Regions from separate parts of the Homo sapiens genome. Here all the other regions are linked to region 3. A link is a loop called in an ENCODE intact Hi-C map of the cell type or tissue named here. Cell type or tissue: heart left ventricle. All regions are shown on one strand. Links, peaks and the distances in the headings refer to the core of each region. The heading gives the core; the rest is flanking DNA. Region 1 overlaps RANBP3 (RAN binding protein 3). Region 2 overlaps RFX2 (regulatory factor X2). Region 3 holds the start of NRTN (neurturin).

The links. Peaks named below come from ENCODE experiments on the same cell type or tissue, not always from the same donor. Only the 100,000 strongest peaks of a DNase experiment are listed, where the experiment ranks them.
Region 1: it touches region 3 in a loop (2.1-fold over the local background); 20 of 110 quality-filtered maps call a loop at or near these places.
Region 2: it touches region 3 in a loop (12-fold over the local background); 53 of 110 quality-filtered maps call a loop at or near these places.

Annotation. Positions count from the first base shown.
Region 1 is chr19:5,964,649-5,972,715 of GRCh38, reverse strand. All of the region lies in intron 1 of RANBP3 (RAN binding protein 3), which reads left to right. Among named protein-coding and RNA genes, the nearest start is that of RANBP3, 9.5 kb to the left of the region's middle. RefSeq lists an enhancer at 4,444-4,738. In heart left ventricle, for the core only: a CTCF peak has its summit at 4,618 (motif pointing left); a DNase peak (open chromatin) is centred at 4,595; H3K4me3 peaks cover 324 bases; H3K27ac peaks cover 1,759 bases.
Region 2 is chr19:6,018,141-6,026,207 of GRCh38, reverse strand. It overlaps RFX2 (regulatory factor X2), which reads left to right. Exons shown (of 18, transcript NM_000635.4): 6 at 1-45. It overlaps RANBP3-DT (RANBP3 divergent transcript), which reads right to left. Exons shown (of 4, transcript NR_046376.1): 3 at 6,265-6,372; 4 at 5,845-6,158. Among named protein-coding and RNA genes, the nearest start is that of RFX2-AS1, 40 kb to the left of the region's middle. RefSeq lists an enhancer at 7,321-7,822. In heart left ventricle, for the core only: CTCF peaks have their summits at 3,532 and 3,731 (motif pointing right); DNase peaks (open chromatin) are centred at 2,947 and 3,727.
Region 3 is chr19:5,800,655-5,808,721 of GRCh38, reverse strand. It overlaps NRTN (neurturin), which reads right to left and starts at 3,655. Exons shown (of 3, transcript NM_004558.5): 1 at 3,271-3,655. RefSeq lists an enhancer at 4,470-4,764 and a silencer at 4,465-4,764. In heart left ventricle, for the core only: CTCF peaks have their summits at 4,356 and 4,555 (motif pointing left); DNase peaks (open chromatin) are centred at 2,731 and 4,571; H3K4me3 peaks cover 1,149 bases; H3K27ac peaks cover 459 bases; H3K27me3 peaks cover 3,041 bases.

The DNA of each region.
Region 1 (8,067 bases), core at 2,768-6,767, 160 kb before region 3:
GTGAATAGGCCTGGGTGTAGTGGGAGACGAAGGCCATTTGGGGAAAGTTGAGATGCATTTGGGGAATCTGAGAAGAGAGCGCCGTTCCTCAAAACTTACCAGAGGACCACAAAACTGCCGAGATGGCTGGTATTGGCTTGGCTGGGCATTTGGTAGCTCTCCATGGTACTTTGAAGCAATCGTGAGGCAGTTGGGCTTGCATCATTATCTATTCAGGGTCTGGTGGTGATGTTTTCTTTGTTTTAGGGGGTCCTGGTGGAGCGGTGTTCTGTTTGACTCTGCCCTACGCAGTAGAGAATAACGTGGCCTGGGACATCAGGGTAAAGCTCCTCACCACCACCTTCCACATGTCCACAGTTTGCTTCCTCCTCAGTAGTCTTGGCACTTAGAGCTGCCACACAGCACTAGCTATGGATCTCAGCCCTGGATGGGCTTCACACTTGTTTAAGGAGGTTGTCAGGGAAAATCAAAACTGCTGCCTGGGCTGCACCATTGGAGATGGTTCCAGGAGTTCTAGGGTGTCTGTGGTTTTAAAGAGCTCCACAGATGTTTAACAACATGAAGCCAGAGTTGAAAACCACAGGCAGAAGTTGCAAACTTGCCTGAAGGGCAAGCAGACATATTTAATTTGGCCCATTTAGGTTTTTGTTTGTAATTAGGAGCCAACACTTAAAATTCTGAGATTTCAGAGGGGAAAAAAATTGTATTTCTGATTTCTCTCAGAAAACAGCAACCACCCTTGGCCTGCATTCTTGCACAGCAGTGATTTTTCAGTGCTAAGGAACAGCTGCGCCTGTGGATAGATTAGATTGGATATTGTGGTCTCCGCCATGTTACTTGGGGCCTAGCCCACTTCCTTCTCTTCCAGTGCCTGTGACCTTGGTTGGTATTTGGGTTTCAATCCTATTATACAGACTCCTAGACTCTGCATTCTCTACACTTAGAGTGCTCTTTAGCTAGAACCTTAGCATAAAGCACCTCATGGTCTGTAATTTAGGATTTAGTGTCCTTGGAATGCTAGAACTCAGATAGCATATGGCAGCAGTTCTCAAAGATGGTCCGGGGCCCTGCAGTCCCCAAGACCTTTTCAAGGGGACTGCAAGTTCAAAACTATTTCATAACAACACAAAGACACTATCTGCTCTTTTTTCACTCTTATTCACTTGAAAATGGACAGTGGAGTTTTTTTCCAGAGGTTATTGGATGTGTGATATGCCAACAGATGAACTATAGAAGCAGATAAGAGAATTCAGGCCGGGCACAGTGGCAAACACCTGCAGTCCCAGCTACTTGGGAGGCTGAGGTGGGAGGATCTCTTGAGCCCAGGAGTTCAAAGCCAGCCTGGGCAACAAAGCCCCTCTCTTTAATAAAAAAAAAAGAGAGAGAATTCAGCTATCTTCTATTAAGTCAGACGTTAAAGACATTTGTCAAAATGTAAAATAATGCCACTCTTCTCAGATTTTTTTAAATACTTATTTTTCATAAAAATATGTTATTTAACTAAACCTTTCTGGAGTTTATTATAATCTTAAGTATTTTGAAATTGTCTTAGGTTTCATTTCTAATATGGTGTCAGTAGTAGCTACATCCCACATTTCCAAAAGCTCTTGGGGATGTTCAGTCATTGACAAGCGTGGAAAAGGGTCCCGAGACCAGGAAATTTGAGAACCACTGGCATGTGCTAGCAGAGCCTCAGTGTACAGTGTGGGTTTCTCCGCTGCCTTGCCAACATCGGGAGAATTCTAAACCAGAGCTGACCAGCAGGTTCCCATTGGCAACTTGTGGCATGGTTGGAAGCACCTGGATTGGCTGTCCTTGGTTTGTGTCTTGCCTTCTGCCCTAGAAACATGGGCAAGTTGTCTGACCTTAGCTCTTGCATCTGTAAAATGGGAACGATGATACGCAAGTCTGAGGATTGTGGTGTGAGAGAGAATATACTTCTGGTAATTGACCTACTGGAATGTGGAGATACATGTCAGTTACTTCTAGCTGTGATTCTCCTAATTGGATGCCTGAGTAGAGAGAAAGCACCCTGTGAGTTATACCAGGGTTTTTCCACCTCAGTATTCTTGACATTGGGGCTGGTGGTGGCCATCTTGTGCTTTGGAGGATGTTGGGTAGCCCCTCTAGCCTCTACTCATGTGATGCCATAGCACCCAGTCATCCCACCCATCCACTCCCAGTCATGAGAAGATAAAAGGTCTCCAGACACTGTCCAGTGTCCCCTTAATGTCAGAATTGCCCCCACTTGAGAACCATTGGGTTATGGGATTTCATTGACACCCAAGAGACTTTGTGTTCCATAGTTATCTAACCTACTGAGGTCGTAGGAGCCTGTACACATTTAAAGCCACAGTCTGAGTGGGGAGGGAGAGAGGCGGTGAATCCCAGAAGCCAGGGTGGGGGGTCACCCTGGTTTGTGCCATCTAATCTATTGGGGATTTATTTTGGTGTATAATGTGAGTTAGAGATCCAGCTCAATTTTTTTGCCCAAGATTAATGCAAGGTTTCTTGCCCTCAGCTCAGTTGACATTTGGACTTGGGTCACTTGCTGGTAGGGCACTGTTCTGAGCCTCCTAGGATGTTGGTCAGCATCCCTGGTCTCCATCCACTAGATGTCTGTAACAGTTTCCTCCACACCCCCACAAACATGACAGTCACAATGTCTCCAGATTTTGACCAGTGTCTCCAGGGAGATGAAGTTACTCCTGGGTGAGAACCACTGGTCATAGGATCAAAGGAACCTACCCAGGAATAAATTAATTGCCAGCTAGAGTTTAAGGCCCTTCCTCCCAACCTTATTTTTCTATTCTGGCCTTTTGGCAGCTGAGTAGGCCTCAATGGACATCATATCCCTCTTCAGGAAGAACAGTCTTTTCCTTGACCTTTAACACTGCCTCTGGTCCAGGGTGAGGACCTGACAGAATGTAAGGGCTGGGAAGAACCTTCAGGGATGCCTGAGTCCTGGCTGCACCATTTCACAGGGGCTGAAGCCCGAGGCCATGGAAGCAGGTAGGGCTGGCTAGGGCCAGTGCGCCTGTCTCCAGCCATGGAGTCTAGGAGTTCATGCTTGTCCTTCCCGGTGAGTCAGTAAACTCTAGGTAATGGGCACTCGTTCACCCCTGAAAACTGACCCGCGTAGGGCACTGCATTTCGCTGTCGCTGTTTATGGTGTTCAAAGAAAGGGAGGAAATTCTAGAGACAGTAGTAGTTACTCCATACACATGTTTAGAAGGCAGGCCTTGCCTTTTGCAGTAAGTTTAAAATGCCTTTGCTAAATTAAACTCCCCCAGGTTTGCCACAGAGAATTTTGGGAACTTATTTACCCAGAATTAATTCCTGCGTTGCATCTGTGAGAGCAGAGCGTGAGTGGAAACGGTCCTTGAGAACTTGCCTTTCTCTGGGGGAGAGGGTGAGAAAACAGGCAGTTACCCTCTGCTCAGAGGAGAGAGGATGTTTTGCAGCATTGATGGTGATGGCCACTGGGTCCTAAGAGTCCAGAGCCTGGGCCCCAACCTTTACACTGGATAAATCCAGATTTGTCAGCATGGCCTGCAAGGCTGAACGTCCTGTGGGCTCCACCCAGCCCTTCCCGTTCTCCTCCCCTCCAAACATGGGCCTCCAGGCTCTTCCTTTCCTTAGAACCTTTGACTTGGGGTCCCCTCTGCCTGGGATCCCCTGCCTTCACCTGGCTCATCCCTGCTCACCCTTCATGTGTGAGCTTCAGCGAGGCCTTACCCATTCACTCACTCTCTCCCACCATCCTGTGGTATTTTCTCTGCAGCACCCAGCTCCAGAACTACCCAGTTATCTCTGCACACAGCAGGTACTTGTTTGTTTTCTCTTTCCCAGTAGAGAGCTGCGGCCTTGTCTGCCATTTCTTTCCTGTCTCCAGTGGCAAGCTCGGTGCCTAGCACAAGTCTGTGCTTGGTAGATCCTGCTGGTGAGAGCAAGGCTTGGCTGCTCGGCTCGGCCTGCCTTCAGATCCCACCTGTTTCCTGTGACCTCAGAAGGGCTCAGGCATTCCGAGCACCTGAGCGTTTGCCTTGAGTGTCCCAGGCGTCCAGGCAGCTCTTGGATCCAACCATTCCACCCCCTAAAAGGGGTCAGACTCTGACGCATTTGTCGTTGCCGGGCACTGGCAGCTGTCCTTGAATCCAAGGCCTATGCTTTAAGGTGGCATCAATATGTTTGCAATCTTCCGAGCATAATAATGCTACCAGTGCCAGTGTGGAATCATCCTGTGTGCCAACCACTTCCCCAAACACGGCATGTGCAGCATTTCATTTCATCCTTGCCGAAGCTGCCTGGGGTGAAATAACAGCCCTGATATGCAAATGAAGACATTGTGCCAGAGGTACATTGTCTTATCTGGGATCCCAACCGCAAGTAAGTGGCCAGGGCAGGTTTGAACACACACAAAGACCAGAGCCCGCGCTCTCCAGTATCATCAGTTTTGCTCTGCTGCCTCAGCATAAATTCTGTAGTTCTTGGATTTCCTTCCTGTAAGCTTCCGTGTAGAGAGGAGGGGATTCCTGTTGTCTCTACTGGAACTTTCCCGAGTCTTCAGCCACTTGCATGTTGCCTCAGCTGTGTTGGTGTCACACCACCTAGTGGCGGAACAGAAAAGTGCCGTTAAAGCTGGATCCTCCATCTCTCCACGCAGTTTTTTCTTTTTTCTTTCTTTTCTTTTTTTTTGGAGACAGAGTCTCACTCTGTCGCCCAGGCTGGAGTGCAGTGGTGCTATCTCAGCTCACTGCAACCTCCACCTCCTGGGTTCAAGTGATGCTTGGGTCTCAGCCTCCCGAGTAGCTGGGATTACATATCCCACCAGGCCCAGCTAATTTTTGTATTTTGGGTAGAGACACGATTTCACCATGTTGCCCAGGCTGGTCTCAAACTCCTTTCCTCAAGTGATCCACATGCCTCGGCCTCCCAACGTGCTGGGATTACAGGCATGAGCCACTGAACCCAGCCATCCATACAGTTGTAGGCAGAGTTGCTGACTTTGTATAACTTTATGGGGTTTCTGTTCAGAAGTGCAAGTTCTGCCCCCCGGGGCTTACGGTCTGGGTGGCGCAGGAGTGGAAGCTTAGAAGGGTTTGGCTGCAGGGCTGATAAAGGTAGAAATAAAGAAGGCAGAATGTGGCTTGGCCCTCATGGGGTGGAGTGGGATATGAGGAGGATGTCATGGGGATGCGTCTATGATGAATGAGACTAGATATGTAAAGTACCTACCTCGGAGTCCAGTAAAGGCCTTTTAACAAATGCCTGTTGCCCCTGCAATGCTTGTTGGAAGTGTAAGTATCTGGTGGTGAGATGAGAGTGGTTGGAAGTTGGCTTGGAGTTCGGTAGTTGAAGGTAATGCCAAGATGATGAGCATTCCAGAAAGAAGTACATAAAATGTAGGATATCATCAGCTCCAAAAAGTGTGTCCCCATAATCTCCATGAGACCAGTTGAAAGTTATAGAAATATATTCGAGTATTGAGAAAAGAACGGAGTCATCCAGGGTCCCACCGCCTTCCACTAGCTGGGCTGGAGAACCCGAGCATGCTATACACGGAGATCCGCAGAGGCATCACCTAGCAACTGCATGTTTGAGATCAGTTCCATTCCGTACCAAAGAATCAGTTGGAGGACAGACCTGACACGTCAGTGACAGATTTACCTTTGTGCTGTGGCACAGAACTGTTTATAATAATTTCTGAAAAAATAAATGACTTGAAGGGTTGTGATCGTGTCACCAGATTACAGGAGTTGCCACATTTTAATAGACTGTTATTTGTGTTGGCGAGATGCTTTCCATATTTTTTTCACAGGTAAGAAGATTAAGACATATCAGCCCAGGATTAAAGCTAATTTTATGCAAGTACCTTGCTGACAGTTTGGTCAGGAGTTCTCAATTGCTTTCTAGATGAGGGCATTTTCTTGGCAGGTATTGGAGTCATCAGTCAGGAGGCGAATAAACAGAAAAAGCAAAGATATTCCAGATTCTCTCTTATATGTGTTTTCCCAGGCCTACGTAGTTTCTTCTATTTAGTTTTAGCGGGAGATCCTCCATGACAGGCTGGAGACAGCCATGGGCTGGTGGGGAAGCAAAGCTTACTGTAAGGCAGGGCTGCCCTTGCTTCTTTGTAAATTATTCTCTGCAGCAGTGAGGAAAGAAAGTTTATACGGAAGAGGAGAGAGGCGGAGGCGAGAGTGTGTGTGTTGTCAGCTTAGATTCTGAATATATTACGCAAAGCATTCCAGGGCCGAACATTTGACAGATGAAGACAGAAAGCAGCTTGTGTCACCATTGAGTGTGTGCCTTGGAATGTGTCTTTGATCCTTGTCTTGACAACCTTAAAGGATTGCAGTCTTGTCGGGGATCAGCCATTGGGATAATCACACACTGTGTTGGCTGAGGCAGGTGGTCATGTGACCTGTGGGAAGCCTTTCACTGACCCCGGAACTCATGACTAGCCCCCTAGTTTGGTTCGTGCTCCTCCATAGGTGCTTATCCAGAACAGCAACTGACAGCTACTTTATTCCTGCTGTCATTTCTCTAAAGGGAAGAGTGTATGTGTTGTAGCTCTGAGGCCTACCTGCACAGAAAAGGTGAGAGGAAGCAAACTGGAGTCCAGGTAACTCCTCCCTTTTGCACACGTAGTTCTTGGCCAGCAGCGGAGTGGAGCGTGGCACTCAGGAGCATGGGCCGGGGCTTCAGAGTCGGCCCACCTGGCCCGAAGACCCGGGCCCACCTCCGACAGGTCGCTTGACCTGATTATCCGTTTCCTTTCCTGTGAAAGGATGTTGGTGTAAGCCACCTCCTAAGGTGGTTGTGGAGATTAGGTGACATGATGCAGATAAAACCTAACACATAAAGAAGTGCTCGAAGAACGCTGGCCACGTATATGAAACCATCACGCGTCTGGGAGACCCCATTTGTGGATGCCTTTGCTGTGCATATCATGGCAGAAACTAAGATAAGTCTAAGAGGTAAAACAGGATTCTACAACCCTTCTTCACCTGGAGCGTTGGGAAACTCACCTTTCTCCCCTGGGCCACCGCTGGGGTTCAGCCCAGCTCCTTGCTTTCTCCTTTCCTTGCTTGCAGTAGGCTGCAGAGACCTCACTCCTTTCCTTAAGTCTGGGAAGCCCCCACCACCCACCCTGTCCCAAGGGGCTCTACAGCACCCTCTCCCCTCCTTGCTGCCTCTGAAATAGACACAGAATTCATTTTGTCATCAAAGTTTTGCCACCAGTCAGTCTCTTGGCAGAAAAAATACAGATAAAACCTTTTTGAGTCCTGGTCCCTGGAGGCTGCTTGTAGAGGTGCTACCAGGAAGCCTGCTATTTAACTCTCACATGTGGGCTGTTGAAACCGCCCTCCTCCTTTCACCCTCCTTACTCTTTGAAGAGGCAGTATCTGGGCCCTTTCCCTAGATAAAGATGCTGTCCACCAAATTACAGAGGTGACTTCATCAGGGTTCAGGGTGAGGGTTTTATGGACTTCGCACACACACCCCCAAGCCACCTGGGTCCCAGATTGGTCATTTCTGCTTTAGAGGAAGGGCCCACCTCCTCAAGCCCCCCACCTCCTCAGAGACCTACTGCCCCCTGCAAGGAGAACAGTTCCTCTAGGGTCAGGAGGAAGCCTGTATCCCACCAGGGGAAGAGACCCCCTTCCACCAGGATCCCCACCTTCATCGCAGAGATCTTTGGCTCTTTCCTCAAAAAAGCTGTCATAGGAACTGCTTCAATTTGATTGGAGTTTCCTTCCTAGGAGCTTCTACACTGACACATGCAGGTATAAATGTGCAGACCTCAGACCCCAGGGAAGGGCGGAGGTGACCCCCCACCGTGCCACCCCCCCCCCCACCCTACCACCTCCACTTAGCTCCTCTTCCCCCAGGCTGCCCTGTTTTCCAGTCTGTCCCCAAGGCGTGTCCCAAGCATTAGCACAGTACTAGGCCCACTGCATGTGCCACCCTGACCTGGTTCCTCCAGCACTCCTCACTCTGCTGCCGTGTGCTTCCCGGTCATGTGGCCAAATGCTGCTTGTCCTTCTGTCCAGACAGCCC
Region 2 (8,067 bases), core at 1,788-5,787, 220 kb before region 3:
AGCGAAGGAATCACATCACACAAAAGCGGTTTACTCAACAGCCATGTAAGTGTGCGTCTGACCTGGCAACCTGTCCCTGCTCTGCTTGTAACCTGCATAGACATTTTTAAGACAAATGAAGGCAACCAGGTGCGGTGGCTCACACCTGTAATCCCAGCACTTTGGGAGGCCAAGGCGGGTGGATCACTTGAAGTCAGGAGTTTGAGACCAGCCTGGCCAACATGGTGAAACCCCGTCTCTATTAAAATAGAAAAATTAGCTGGGCATGGTGGTGGGCGCCTGTAATCCCAGCTACTTGGGAGGCTGAGGCAGGAGAATCGCTTGAACCCGGGAGGCAGAGGTTGCAGTGAGCCGAGATCACGCCACTGCAGTCCAGCCTGGGCAACAGAGTGAGACTCCATCTCAAAAAAAAAAAAAAAAAAAGAAGAAGACAATAAAATGACACCTTTAAAGTGTCATTTGTGAAAGGTGGTTGAGGGGAAGCCAATCTAGAATCCTACATCCAGCAAAAAATACCCTTCAGCAATGAAGGAGAAATCAAGACAGATTCTTTATTTGTAAAAGGTAGATAATAACAACACCTACCTCCTCGGGTTGTCATAGGGAGTAAATTATTTAATGTACGTAAAATACTTTCAACAATACCTGGCAGGTGATAAGCAGTATAGTTATATATGAAAAATAAAAACAATACAAAAATCAGCAACAGCAACAAAAAAGAGAGAAAATGACATAGGATCGGGAATGCCTTAGACTCTTAGCTAATTTTCTTGGGATCCTCTCTTGGAAAGAAACAGTAATTTGAGAAAAGCATAAAGCAGCTAATTCATACAGATTTTAGCGTCTAGGATTTTTCTCCTCCCCTTGTCTCTTGGGAGAAGACCGTGATCACAGTCCCCATGACAGGAGGTTGGGGGCATCTCAGCTCTGCACAGCCCTGTAGCAGGATGGGACTGGGGGACGTGGCAGGCTCCGTCTTTATTTCCAGGGACAACAGAGAAGGAAAGCTCTGGCCCCCTCAGACTCATCGCTTTCACTTCTCCCCAAACGCTCTTGATTCGGTTTTGCACATAGCTGGAAATGTGTTCGGCATCTTAACACTGGGACGGGCCATCGAAGTCAGAATGTCCTTCTAGTAGTTGCTCTCTAGCACTTAAACTGGGCTCTGACATTCTCTTGAGAATTCAGACATCAGAGAAGAAGTCCCCTTCAGTGGACCCCAGTCATCACCGTGATCCCGTCCTGACTCCCGTCCTCACCGTGATCCCGTCCTGACTCCCGTCCTCACCGTGATCCCGTCCTGACTCCCGTCCTCACCGTGATCCCGTCCTCACTCCCGTCCTCACCGTGATCCCGTCCTCACTCCCGTCCTCACCGTGATCCCGTCCTCACTCCCGTCCTCACCGTGATCCCGTCCTCACTCCCGTCCTCACCGTGATCCCGTCCTCACTCCCGTCCTCACCGTGATCCCGTCCTCACTCCCGTCCTCACTGTGATTCCATCCTGACTTCTGTGCTGGCCGATGTGTAAAATGAGGCGTTATCAAAAGGCAGTGAGTGATTCTGGGGGCAGAAAGTGATGTAGGACAGGTCCAGAAACCTGGGTTATGGGTTAGGTACAGGTGTGGTCACCTGCTCACCGCAGCCCCTGACGAGGCCTCTGCCCTTTGCCTCAGGGGGCTGGTCACTAGAAGAAATGGCAGAAATATTTCCTTCTGCCGATTGTCTTGAAGCAAAAAAGACAAAACAAAACAAACACCATGCCAGACCCCTGCTCAGTGCCCCGCCCCTCTCCAGGCTGGGTAGGACATGGTCATCCTGTCATCTGTCACTGCTGGATGACATCCTCCCTGTAGATGAACTCAGGGAGAAGGGAGTCTTCCACACGTGCTTGGAGAGAGGATCTCCCCAGCCCCCAGTCTTAAACTCAGAGCACATACATGGGAAAATGTGCAGAATACCATTCCCCATTCAGCAAGGATCAGGCCATCTTCAGCCTGAACGCAAACCCATGCGGGTCCAGGGTATCAGCCCTGGGCGAGAGGGCTGCGTGACCCAGGCAGGATGGGGGTGCAGAGCCTGGACAGGCAGCAAGTCCACGGGAGAGTTAAAATGTCTATGGGAAAATGGGCTGGGCACGGTGGCTCACGCCTGTAATCCCAGCAGTTTGGGAGACCAAGGCGGGTGTACCACTTGAGGTCAGGAGTTCCAGACCAGCCTGACCAACATGACGAAACCCCATCTCTACCAAAAATACAAATATTAGCCGGGCGTGGTGGCACATGCCTGTAGTCCCAGCTACTCTGGAGGCTGAGACAGGAGAATCGCTTGAACCTGGGAGACGGAGGTTGCAGTGAGCTGAGATTGCGCCACTGCACTCCAGCCTGGGAGACAGAGCGAGACTCCATCTCAAAAAAAAAAAAGAAAAAATGTCTATGGGAAAATGCATGAGCCGCTTGTCTCTGGCTGCTGGGATCCTTCCTGCTTTCTAACACTTCATCCGAAAGGCAGACTTTCTCAGGTCGCTTCCCCGATGAAGATTCGTATTCCCGAGCTGAAGGTAAAATCTCTCGTTTCTTTTACTCACTGATGATTCGCTGTTGAGTTGTTTCCTTCTGTCATGAGCTGTGATCAGTAAGATTCCGGGCTTGGTGACTCGAAGCAAAGGAAGTAAAATAAGATCTTTCTAAAAAGTTCACCACACACACGGGCAGAATAAACTTAGATCTTGTTTTGGCAAATGTGAGAGCCAGAGAGGAAGAGAGGAGTTAAAGCACGTGATCTGCTGATGGACGGGGTGACGTGCCCTTGCAACGATTGTCCCCAGGGCTGCCTGTGGCTGAGACTGAGGTCGTGGTGGGCAGCGGCCTTCTGCAGGTCAGGCGGGGGCACAGCCACAGTGCCACCTCCCCTGCCAGCCTGACCCTGTGGCAGATAAGCCAAGTGTGTGGGAGCAGCTGGGCCCTGGAGACCCATTTTCCCAGTGGCCTCCCAGACCTCCCTTCTCAGACAGCCCCAGGCAGGTCGCCCCAGCAGCAGGGCCTGTGCGCCTCTTCCTTGCTGCCAGCTGGTGACGTCAGACCACCGTCTACCGTGTGCAGGGTTCTGGCCAGGTCAGTGCCGAACATAGGGAGTAAAAAAGGAGGAAAAGTCACTCCAGGGAGCTTAGCATTTGAGGGCAGAAGGTGGAAGACGTGGGAAACCCACCTAGGGAACCCCTCACAGACATCTCTGAGCGGAGCTGGCCACGTGTTCCGCGGAGCTGGTTCCCTCCTCTGCGCTGTCTCAGGAGGGAAGGTGTATTCAGGTGCTGGGAGCCTGGTAAAACGAGACAGCATTGTCCAGACCCAGCCGGTCAACAGGAGCTTCCCAGGCCTCCCCTCTAGGGGCTTGGACCCAGGGGGTCTGCAGGGCCTGGAGGTCTGCACATTGGAAGAACCTTCCAGCCAGCTGATGGTCAGCCTGGCGTGGAAACTCCCAGGGAGGAGGAGGCCCCCTAGCAGTGTCCAAACTGGAAAAGGGCATGATATGGCGCCGTGAAAATGGGGATTAGCTCTTCCAGAGGGAAGGGGACGGAGCCGGGGCTGGGGATGAAACATGTCTTCACCCGACCGGGTGTGGCAGGCCACCGACTTGAGCAGAAGAGGCGGCCTCAGCCCCTGGGGGCCACCGGGCTGCCCTCAGGCTACCAGCCGACCGGGACCCCGTAGCAGGTTCACCGAGTCTCTGTCACCATGAGGTGGCGCTGTCTGCTAAAGTAAACACATCACTTGCACACCCTGCGGGAGAGAGCTGCGTGTGGAAGAGTCGTATTTGGGTTATGTGACTTTTTGCTTTGAAATCAAGAAACACACATTGTCAAAGGTCATTTAGCCTTCAGCTGGTGACCTGTGTAGCCTGGCACGATGGCCGTGCTGTCCTGCAGGCCACAGTGGGGTTGCTAGAGCCGGCAGCTCCTCAGAAGGGGCCTCTGTCCAGAAGTGCCGCTGTTTTCCCTTGGAATTCCTGCCTGCCTCGGATTAGTGTCTTAGCTCAGTGCGTGGCCTCCACCCTCAACAACCCCTGCGCCTCCCACAACCCCTGCGCCTCCCGCCCACGGTCCCATCTGAGGCAGGGGCAGCCAATCTTCCAGGCGCTCGGCCCCCAACCCCACTGCGTCCTCGCCTCCTTGCTCCTCTCATGCCCACCCCCAGATGCTCTTCAACCTCACCTTCAAGAAAGATCCAGAACCAGGTGGCACCCCCCACCTCCTCCACTTCGACTACTTCCCGAGCCGCCACTGTCCCTGTGGATTCTTTCGGCCACCTCCTAGCCAGCCGTCAGCACCCACCCCTACCCAGCCTCCAGCCCCTTCTCACAGCAGCCACCAGAGTGATCCTGCTAAAACCCAGGTCAGATCGCCACACTGCTCTGCTTGGAAGCCTCCAGGGCTCCCCTTGGCCCTCCAAGTAGAACCGAGTGTTGTCAAAATGGCCCACAAGGCCCTGCAGGACCCGCTCTCTCCCACTCCTCACTGTGCTCCAGCCACACGGGCCTCCTCGCTATTCCTCCAATGCACCAGGCTCGGACCTGCCCCAGGGCCTTTGCACTGTGGGGCCCTCTGCCTGAAGCTCTCTTCCCCAGGCTCCCCCTCACCTCCTCTGAGTCTTCACTCAGTGGGCACTTTCTCAGTGAGCCCTGCCTGACACCCCCACCCCACCTCAACTTACTATACCGTTGCAGTCCTCCCTCCAGTCCCTCCGTGGCGGCGACCCCATCCCCTTTCCCAGGTGAATTTCTCTGACGGCACTCGGCATCAGCCCTCATTCGGTTCATTTTACTTATTTATTGTGGGTCTCTGCCAGACAAGAACGGACGCTTCCAGGGGGCAGGGGTTTTTGTCTTTTATTCGCCGTTGCATCCCCAGCACCTAAACAAGGCCTGGCATAGAGCCAGCTCTCGTAAATATTTGTGGAATGGGTGAAAAGGTGGATGTTCCAAGTCGGATTATGTCAACACAGGGCACACCTGGACGGTTGGAATAGCTGCCCGAGCTGCTAGTGTATGGCCCGGTGAGACTCTAACTCACCACCAGGAGCCAGTGTCAGGCAAATTTGCCCCCAGGAATAGAAACAAGTATCTTAGGAGACAAAGGGGGCCAGGTAGGTGGGCATGATCCCTGCCTTCCCACCGGCAGGTGAGGATATCTGTCCACAGGGGCTGTGCCTGCAAAGAGCCCAGAACCACAGGCCTTTGTTGGGGGGCCGGGGAGAGGGAGGCGCTGGCATTTCGGGATTTTTTTTCCTTAAAAGGAATGATTTGATCCATTTCATCAAGAAGTGTGCTGTCCTGACAGATTGTGGCAAATGTGGGTACACATGTACATTTCCTTGGAAAGCGTTCTGCTTATTTGTGTTTGATATTGACACAGAAAGAATGCAAATATCAGCAGACAAAGCAGACTGCAGAACATGCCCAAACCAGAAAGGTGACTCCGTCCAGCTGCTGCCTTTCCTGGCATGAAGGTACCCGAGCCCTCAAGAGCAGGGGAGGTGGGCGAGTGTGGTTGGAGCGGCTGGACCCTCGTGGTCGGTTTCACGGAACTGACCTGTGATGCTTGCCGCAGTCTGACGTGCCGCCAGGTGTGGGCTCCAGCACCGAGGGATGGGAAGGCCCGGTGCATAAGTGGCTCCCAGCCTGCTGGTGAGGCGTAGACCCTGAACAGAGTCTGCAAGCCATACTTCGGTTCTAACCCCATTCTCCTCCCAGAAGTTCATCAACACAGAAGAGGGAGGAAATAGACGCGACTGTTCCAGCCGCTTCAGTCTTCTCTGTGGTTTCTTGATGTTGAGCAAGAAGGACTTGCTGTCAAGACAACTATGCATCCTTTTAGTGTCAATGTCAACGTAATTACCCAAGCAAAGGATTCTACTCTTAAATAGCCTGGGGGTTCGGGGGTAAACAGCAGAAGGATCATCTGTTCCAAAACTTTCTTTTTATGTGTGAGCCAGTATGTCCTCCTGGTGGATGGAGTCTTATACTCTAACCTCTCAGGACTCCTAGTCCAGTGCTCCTTCCAGCTCACCGCCCGCAAAATCTGGCCTCACAGTTTTAGCCTGAAAATCCGCATCGTCATTTGGCTCCTTGAGATGTGGTGTCACTGGCCTTGGCTCCTGCTGCCTGTGGAGGACAGTCTAAGAAGTGGCACCTGTGCCCCCAGCCTCAGAATGACCAAGGGAAGCCTCTGGCTTCTTCACCCAGACACCCTCTGTTGCTCCCCATCTACCTCCTTGGACAGTCTTTCTCTGCTGCCAGGCTTGAGACATCTCCAGGATCCTGCAGATGCTCACATGGGCAAACCTGGCTCCGTCTCCACCCTCAGGGAGAGCATAGTCTGCGGGGAACAGGCGATAAATCAATCAGCACACATGACAAATCCGGACGGTGAAGCCACTGGGAAGAAAAGCTTCAGGGCCCACACTGCAGCTCCCGACTGTCATCCCAACACTTCTGGAAGCTGAGGCAGGAGGATCACTTGAGCCCGGGAGTTGGAGGCTGCATGAGCCATGATTGCACCACTGCGCTCCAGCCTGGGGTGGTGACAGGATGAGACCCTATCTCTAAATATATATATATATATATATCCCTGTCTCTAAAAAAAAAAAAAAGTATATAAAAGTATATACACACACACACACACACACACACACACACACATACTCACACACTAACTTCAACATCAAGGTTGTGGTTCATAGTATTCATAGCATTAAATACAGGGAAGACTCCGGAGCTCTTAAGCTCTTAAGGGTCCAAGCACTCTGCCAGAGCCGGACTTTGGAGGAGAAAAAAGCAACACTGCCTCCATTGTATTGGAAAAAGTCCAGTCCAGAAAGTCGGAAGATGAAGGGTGTGAATGACTTGATGGAAAGTGAAAACTCTGATGTCCCTTTTCCCAAAGAGGCAAGTGAGGAAGAGATGAAGTCTCCACTCCGGGCCCTTCTCAGGGTCCTTTGTTTTAACTGCCCCTTATTCAAAGGACAAGAGGGCGGGGGTCCCTCCCTGTGGTTATGGGCACAGCCAAGCACATGGCACCCAATGCTGGACGGATGAAATTGGCACCTGCTAACGATGGCAACTGCTAACGATCACCTGCACTCATGGCGGGGGGGTGGGGGACACTGCACTTCACACAGGGCCCTGCAGGCGGCAGGAGGCAGACTTTGTGGTAGCAAGAGGGCGAGGGGTCCCTGGTGCTGAGGAGGAGGTGATAGGCTACTTGAGTGATTCAGGGGCGGCCAGGGAACCGGAATCCAAGCTCAGGGATTGTGGCAGGAACCACTCCTGTCCCTTTGGTAAGGAGGGATGTTTGGCCACGGGACTTACCTGCAGGAGCAGAGCTGGAGGGGAGCTTGTGGTCAGGAGGTCTGAAGCCCTCCTGGCTTGCCCCAGAGGCAGGACGTGAGGTTGGACCCACACTTCGAGGCTTACGCTTTGCTCCTCTTCATCCTCAACACCCACGTGGGCAGTGCCCCTGCTGGGTGACTGACTCTTCCCACCCCTTGGAGGTTTTGTCCTCAGCTCTTTGGTTCCAAAGTAACACATCTGGTCCCAATCTCTACCCTGAACTCCAGCCCAAGACTTAACTTCCCCCTTCCTAAAATGGAACTCAGCCCCGCAGCTCACCTGCAATTCGGCTTAAGAGACCTCCGCGTTCAGGCCCCACACACCCCTTCACCTGAACCTTTGACCTGTTTGTCCTCCTGTGAAACGTTCCAGAACCCAGGGCAGGTCCTCACTCCACTGTGGCCCTGGGTCAACCCCTGTTAGGGCTGGAGGGGCCAGGACAGGCTGGATCGAGTGGGTCTTAGATGAGATAAAAGGGGTTCTGAGGTGCTGGTCGCTGGTGCAGGGCTCGTCAGAACCACCCCATAGCACTATTTCATAAAAAGGAGATGAAGGCCGGGCGCGGTGGCTCACGCCTGTAATCCCAGCACTTTGGGAGGCCAAGGCGGGTGGATCACCTGAGGTCAGGAATTCGAGGCCAACATGGCAAAATCCCATCTCTACTAAAAATACAAAAAACATA
Region 3 (8,067 bases), core at 2,712-6,711:
GAGGGAGCTGCACGTATAAAGGCTCGGAGGCAGGACCGTGCCTGTTCGAGATGACCAGCGTGGCTGGAGTGCCAGGAGCCAGGGGACAATGCAGGGAGATGAGGCGGGAAGTAACGAGGGCCCTGTGGCCTGCAGGGTCAGTGCCCCGCAGTCCCCCACCGGCACCTGGAGCTCTCTCTTCCTGTACCCGCCACCCAGCTGTGTCTGGGGAGGGAGGCTAGGGAGCGTGTGTGTGCCAGCTTCTTAGACCCACCATTTCTGGCCCCGGCCCTCTGTGGTTGGGCTATAAAGTTGCCACCTTGACCACACCAGTCTCTTGGGGCTGGCCAGGCTGCCCCAGGGCTGGCCTCGGAGGCATCTGGAGCTGGCAGGAGGGGGGTCCCCGGGGTGGGATGACAGGATCAGCCTAATGAGGCCTGGCATGGCTAAGCAGCTGGCACAGGTCCCAGCGGGTGGCTTGAGCGACATGGGTCCTCCGGGAGCGGCCAGGACACCACAAGATGCTGGCCATCTGATGGAAAGAGAAACTGAGGCACAGACCCCAGATGAAGGTTAAACCCTAACACTGGGTGAGACTGGGAACCACTCTTCAGTTTCCCGGGAAACAGGTCAGCTCAATCATCTTGTCTTTCTTCTTTTGAGACGGGGTCTCACTCTGTCACCCAGGCTGGAGTGCAGTGGTGCGATCTCAGCTCACAGCGGCCTCGACCTCCTGGGCTCAAGAAGTTCTCCCACTCCAGCCTCCTGAGTAGCTGGGACCAGAGGGGGATGCCACCACACCTGGCTAATTTTTGCATTTTTGGTAGAGAGGGGGTCTTGCTATGTTTCCCAGGCTAGTCTGGAACTCCTGGGCTCAAAGGATCCACCTGCCTTGGCCTCCCAAAGTGTTGGGATTACAGGCATGAGCCACTGCACCTGGCCATCATCTTTTCCATCTCCCCAAATTCAAATTGTACCTTGGTTCCTGACACACTGCGCTATTTAAGCACGAACAGTGCCCTCTCTCTGGGCCTTAGTTTCCCCACTTGGGAAGTGAGGGCCACATGCTGTAAGCTGGGCCTGCTGTCTGATTTCTTCCAGGGCTCACCTGAAGCCTGATTTCATTTGGATTTGACAGGGAGACCCCTCCATTCCAACATCATCATCTCCGAGACACCCTTCCTGCAGGCATGCCCCATTCATATCCACTCTTTCTTCAGGCTTCCTTCAAGGCCATTATCAGCCCTGCAAGTGCAAGGCTGGTTTGGGAGCCTCCTGTCCATCTCCCGACCCCAACCCCCGGCCACCACCTCCACCTTGAGGCCCCAGAGCCTCTGCCTCAACTTGGAGGACCAGGGAGATGCATCAGCGGAGGAAGCCCACAGCCCCCCAGCAAAGATAGTCCAGCCCAGTGACTCCAGATACATTAACAACTTGCACCTCTCTGATCTGCGTATTCAGCCCCTACCTCCAGGGATGCAACCTTGAGTGCCCCAGCCCAGTTCTTCCTCTGCCAACCTTCTAGAACAGTCTCTCCCACACTCACCAAGGTGCCTTGACTATTCCATGCCTCCAGATCTTTGCATGCACAGCCACCTGGAATGCCTTTTCCTTTCCCACTTAGAAAACTCCTACTCATCCTTCACAGCCCCACCTCTGAGGCCCTTCCTCCAGGAAGTCTTCTCTGACATTCCTACCCTGAGGTAGAGCCCTCCATCCCCACTCTGAGCTTCCCCAGCCCTGTGTCCCTGGGTCTAAATCTGCCTCCCTTGAAGGACAGCACCCAACAACCCTGACACCAGTCAACCACGCGGTTGCCATCGACACACATTTGTCGAAACAATCTTTTGATTGTGTTGTGCCCGGCTGCAAACTTTTTGAGTCCCTTCTGCCCAGCTCTTGAAAGCTGTCTCCTCTGTTCGCTCCCTGAAAACTGGGACCTGAAACGCCGAGGGGCCAGTGCTGATGGTGGAGTTTCAGATGCAGTACCCAGCTGAAGAGGGGAATGTTTTATTTTCTTCCCTGCACCCCTGGAAGAAGCTTTCTGTAGCTCCCTGGGGGTGGAGTCGGTGCCGGAGCTATGAACCTCGGGAGTCTTAGGATGAAGGGAGGAGGGAGGGGTGTCCAAAGGGCCCCAAGGCAAGAAGCTGGGGGTGGGAGAAGCTGGCAGTGTGGGTGGGATCCTGCCCCTCACTGACATCCTCTGAGGCTGGTCACACCCCACCCAGGCTTCCTCAGCCCGGGGCACTCAGAGACAGACAAAGAGGGCCATGGAACAGGGACAAGGATGTAGAGAACAGGGAAAGGGCAGGGGAGACAGGCAAGAGGGAGGAAAGTCAGGGGTCCGGCCTCCTGCACCCCCCTGCTTTAAGCCCCTGGCCCCACTCCCCAAATCTGGACCAATGACGAGCCCTGCAGGTAATCACAGGCCTGTGGGCAGGTCGGATGCGTTCTGGGGAGGGGACAGTGGTGGCATTCACCCTGGGAGAGCCATTTCTCTCTCCAGCACACCCCCCTCCCCACTAATCTGTCTGCAGCCCCCTTGGGCCTAATAACTCCTAATCCACAAACCACCTCCTGGGACAATTCGGGGCTATCCCCGTGCAGGAGACACCTTTTATAAAAAGCAGGAAAGGCAGGCACAGCCTCCCGCCACTTCACATCCAGGCTTTGCCCTTAAGGGACCCCCACCCCCAACACCAAAGGGTTTCACGCCCTCTGGTGGCTGAACGGGCTGCTCCAGGAGCCGAGAGGGCCCGGCCCTCACCGGAGGACACCGTGTCCCCGGCGGCGGCGGCGGCGAGCAGGGAACGCGCCACTGACAGATGTTTACTTCTGTGCGCAGCTGGACCGCGACGGCAGCCCCCCGCCCGGGCTCTGCAGGATCCGGAAGCCCCCCAACGGCCCCTTGGAGACCACATGGCTAAAGGGCTGTCTGGGTCTCGCCCTCCTAGAGGCTAAGGGGATTCTGGGGAGGGCACCGTGCGTTCCTCAGATGCACACTTGGAGGTTTTAGGAGACAGGAGTGCGCCCGCCCCGTCGGACAGGGACACCGCGGCTGGATTCGGGCTTGGAGAGCCGCTTAGGATCTGGCTTCACGCCCCCGCCCCTCCCCACGCGCTGACCTGTCGTCCCTCTGACCCCACCCTCATACACCCGCTGGTTCTGCTGCAGGAGGGAATCCCCTGGTCTACTCGGAGTCCTCAGCACCCTCCATGCCCCGTCCATGGGGCAGGTCGTCCCCGTCGTACCCTGCTGCCCCCCCACCTGCCCCGCCTGCCCCTTGCTTACCTGCTGTGGGCGCCGGACTACCCGTCAGTGGCGGCCGCGCGGCCCCAGCCCCTGCCCCAGCCGCCGCGACCGCCATCCGGGCCGCCTGGGCCCGCGGTGCCCGGGGGGGGCCCGGGCCGGAGGGGGCGGCCGCGGGCGGGGTGCGGCGCGGGCCGGCCCATGGGGCCCCCCGGGCTCGCTTAGCCGCGGGCTGCGGCCATCCCGGGCCGGCGGGGGCTGGGGCTGGGGGTGGGTGCCCTGGACGGCCGGCGGCTCAGAGGGCGCGGGGCGCGGGGGCGCACGGACGGCGCAGGCGGCCTCGGCGCGCAGCACGGGGCTCCGGGGCGGCGGCGAGAGGGACCTGGGCACTCGGAGCGGCTTCAGGGCGCGCTCTCCCGCCGCCTCCGCCCGTCCCGCCGCGGACGGCTCGGCCGGCGCGGGGCCGGGGGCGGGGCCGGGGGCGGGGCTGGGGGCGGTGGCTCGGGTTTCCCCGGCCCTCCCCGCCCTCCCCGCCCCCGCCGGAGGGGACCGGAGGAGCGCAGGTGGCAGAGGCGCGGGAACCAACCACAGAGCCCCCTTTAGACGGCTTTCTCCCCCGGCCCCGGGGACTCCGACGGCTCCCCTTCGGGAGAGCCGGGACCCCAAGACACCCCCTCCGAAGGTGTCTAAGAGCCGCAGCTGTCCCGACGCCAGTGCCTGTGGCCCTTGGCGCCCCCCACATTCTATCGAGGATCTGACCTTTCTGCCAGACCTCCCAAACCTGTCCCAGGTCCCCTTCCAGAGAACAAGGCGCCAAGAAGTCCCTTCACTAAAGAAGCCCCTCAAGGGAAGCCCCCAGAGCGGCGCCCCCCTCAAACTAGCTGTTTCCCATCCTCACTCCGGGGACCCCTGACGGCTCCTCTTGCCTAAATCCGGAGCTCCAAGACGCTCCCCCGACCCCTTCTGGCGAACTAAGACCCATGGCCCACACCCCAACAGCTGTGGCCCCCGCATACAGCTCCCCCCACCCCACTGAGGATTGGGGTGTCCCCCTCCAATCTCGTCCCAGGTTCTCCTTCCCCAGAAGCTGAAGAAGCCCCCTCCCAAGAAAGCTCTTCCAGGGAACTGAGACGCAAAGTCTTCCCCTCGGACGGATGACGACACCCGCTGTCCTCAGCGCCCCCCATCAAGCAGTAAGTCCCCCAGTGCGGCCTCAGAGCCCTGCAGGGGATTTCTCGCTCCTAGCTCCCGCCGGCGCCCCCTCCTGGCACCAAGGCTCACGGGCAGGGGAGCCCAAACCCACCCGGGCTCCTCCCCGACGGCTCCGCGCTCCCACAGCGCTCCCTGGCGGCGCCGGGCTAACTCGGGGACGGGACTGGGATGGCTGAGCTGGGCTGGGACTGCTGCGGCCCCGCCCCCGCCCCGCGGGGTGACCGAAAAACTCCCGCCCTGCAGACTCCTCCCCGCGCCGCCTGCGTTCTTGGAGCCCCCGTGCTCTGGTTTCTCGCTCCCGCCGCTGAGGTTCTTGGGGCCTCCTCCTCACTCCGGCCCTGGCTGCCTGCATGTTTCTGATTCCAGCAGCCTGGGGGTTCGCATGCAGATTAGGCCTTCCTAGAAGATCCCTAACCCCAACATATGCACGTCCCCACAAAGCGCCTGTAAAACTTGCGGGGCCGCGCAGTGCGCGCGGTGATGGGGACACTCACGCAGCCTCGCCTCCTGCTGCACGCGGGCTGATGCACGCGGTGCTGTGCACGTGCGCGGGGTGCGTGCTGGAATGTGAGTTGTGGGTGGGGGGACGAGAGAACGGACCTATGTCAGAGAAGTGGCAGCCTGTTCCCAGATCTAGGATGGAAGTTAACAGGGATCTGTGTTCTGTGTGGCCTTGGGCCTTCCCCCCCGTGCCTCAGTTTCCCCACTTGTAACAGGGTATTACTAGTAGATCTTCACTGTGTTCTAGTAAGGACTGAATGAGTGTGAACAAGCTTGTATAAGTAATGAGTAAATGTGAATAAGTAAGTGAGTAAGCCTGGCAAGTTGGGGGTGATGTCCCAATGTCTGCCATTACTAGTGTTCCCAAATGTTCACTCCCAGAAACCCACTCCCAGTGACACACATACCCTAACCTCAAACACACACCCTCAAACCTTTATTCCCGGTGGGGTCACCCCCCCTGCCATCTCTCTTTTTTTTTTTTTTTTTTTTGAGACGGAGTCTTGCTCTGTTGCCCAGGCTGGAGTGCAATGGCATAATCTCGGCTCACTGCAACCTTCGCCTCCTGGGTTCATGTGATTCTCCTGCCTCAGCTTCCCAAGTAGCTGGGACTACAGGCGCGCGCCACCACGCCCAGTTTAGTAGAGAAGGGGTTTCACCATGTTGGTCAGGATGGTCTCGATCTCTTAACCTCGTGATCCGCCCGCTTCGGCCTCCCGAAGTGCTGGGATTAGAGGCGTGAGCCACCGCGCCCGGCCTATCTTTCCTTCTCACACAAACCTAGACGCCCTAGTGAGCACAGACACTCCTGCACTGTCACACCCCGCCCCACCCCCGGGTCCTCACACGCAGACACACGCTGACACAACCCCTCCACGAGTATCTCACAAGGTCACGCGTACACTCTCCTGCGGGGGTCCTTCCTTACCCCACGCCCTTCTGAATGCACTCATGCCCACAGACCCGGGGTTCACTCAGCCCGACACACACACACACACACACACACACACACACTCTCAGCAGATCCTTACACACCCCCACGCTGCCTGGCACTGGTTAGTACACACACACACACCCACACACACACACAGACACACACATACACCCCGGGCCCCGTCTGGAAGGCACAGCCACCCCTGCACACACACAGCAGGGCCAGGAGCCCACCCCCACCCCAGCCCTCCATCATTAAGCTGTCACCAGCTGCCCCTCCACTGCCTCCCGCTCACCCCACACCGCCTGTGCCCCCTCCCCGCCGCGGCTGGGGGCCATGGGGGCGGGGGCCGAGCAGACACATGGGGCGCAGGACACACACACATGTGCCCACCATGTGGACGCTTGTAAAACGGTTGCCCCGGCAACAGCGACTTGAAAGAGTTGGTTCTTCCTCTGGGATTGGGGGGAGACGCTAGGGGCGTGTCCAAGGTAGGGGGCGGGGCGGGGCGCAGGAGGTGGGGACGCGAGGACCTACGCCCAGCTACAGCCATTCCACTCAGGGACACACACGCTGAAACAACCACACACGTGGTTGGAGACCCCGTCGCACCGGGGGACACGGAGACCCTGCCTTGCTCAGCCCCATGTGGTCACACCAGGAACACAGTTCCTTCCATCCTGACACCCTCCCAAATCACCCGCACACTCTCTCTGTCACCAACCCACATGCTATCTCACCCCCTGTGACAGGCGGTGACAGACACCCTGTCACACTCGCTGACCCACACCAAAGCCGGGAACTGAGGTGCACAGGGACACACGGGCCCCTCCAGGATCCCTCCACCCCCTATCCCAGAAAGGAACCCAGGGACCAGGACTCTCCATTAACACCCCTCTGTGAGCTAGGTGCAGTGGCTCATGCCTGAAATCCCAGGGCTTTAGGAGGCTGAGGCAGGAGGATCAATGGAGGCCAGGAGTTCGAGACCAACCTGGGCAACATCCGGAGACCCCCATCTTTACAAAATAAAACTTTTTTCAAATTAGCTGGGCGTGGTGGTGCACGCCTATATTTCCAGCTATTTGGGAGGCTGGGGCAGAAGGACCCCAACCCAGGAGGTCAAGGCTGCAGTGAGCTATGATCATACCACTGCACTCCAGCATGGGTGACAGAGCGAGACCCTGATCCCCCCCCCCCAAAAAAAAAACAAAAAACAGCCCTCTGAATTCCACCCCTTTCCAAGAAACTGTCTGGGCTTGGCTGCCCGGGAGGCCAGGGAACTCAGAGGCTGGCTCTATTTGCAGGAAACAAGGGTATTTACAATGCTTTATTTTTAAATCTTTTTTGTCCCAGACTTGGGCTGCCGCAGGGCGGGCCGGATGTCGCCAAGTACTGAGCCTCTCTTTCTTCAAGTGCAGCCTGTGTGTAGGATCTGTGGTCTTCCCAGAGCACAGATATGGGGAAACTGAGGCTCAGAGAGGAGCAGGAAGGCACCTGACCTTTTGTTTTCTTTCTTTCTTTCTGGATACAGGGTCTCACTTTGTCACCCAGGCCGACGTGCAGTGGCGCCATCATAGCTCACTGCAGCCTTGACCTCCTGGGCTGAAGCGATCCTCCTACCTCAGCCTCCGTGTAGCTGGGACTACAGATGTGCACCACCGCACCCAGTTAATTTCTTAATTTTTTAGAGAGATGGGGTCTTGCTGTGTTGCCCAGGCTGGTCTCCAAATCCTGGGCTGAAGCAATCCTCCCACCTCAGCCTCCCAAAGTGCTCGGATTACAGGCATGAGCCACCGTGTCTGGCCCAGGCAGCTGACCTCTTTGACTGATTCAAGCCTGCTGGCATCAGGGTCAAGGCCGAGGCAGGGGTGGAACCGTGCAGCGGTGGCTGAAAACCATATCCCAAAGCCTGCCTGCCCTTTCTGGTGTTTGCCTGGAAATTAGTTCTGCTCGTTCACTGCCTCCACTCCCTGCAACACTCACCCCACCTCCACCTGCTCTCTGCCCACGTGGTGGTTGTGAAACTCAGGGATCAGAGAGGTCAAGCCACTAACCTAAGGTCACAAGTAAGGAAAAAGCTGCAAAGTGGGGCTGGATGACTGTACCACGCTCCACCCCTGTCCTCCCGGAGGCTGGCCCCCTGCCCTCCCCAGGAGGCCACTGCTCCCAAAGGGAGTGATCTGTTCTTGGGT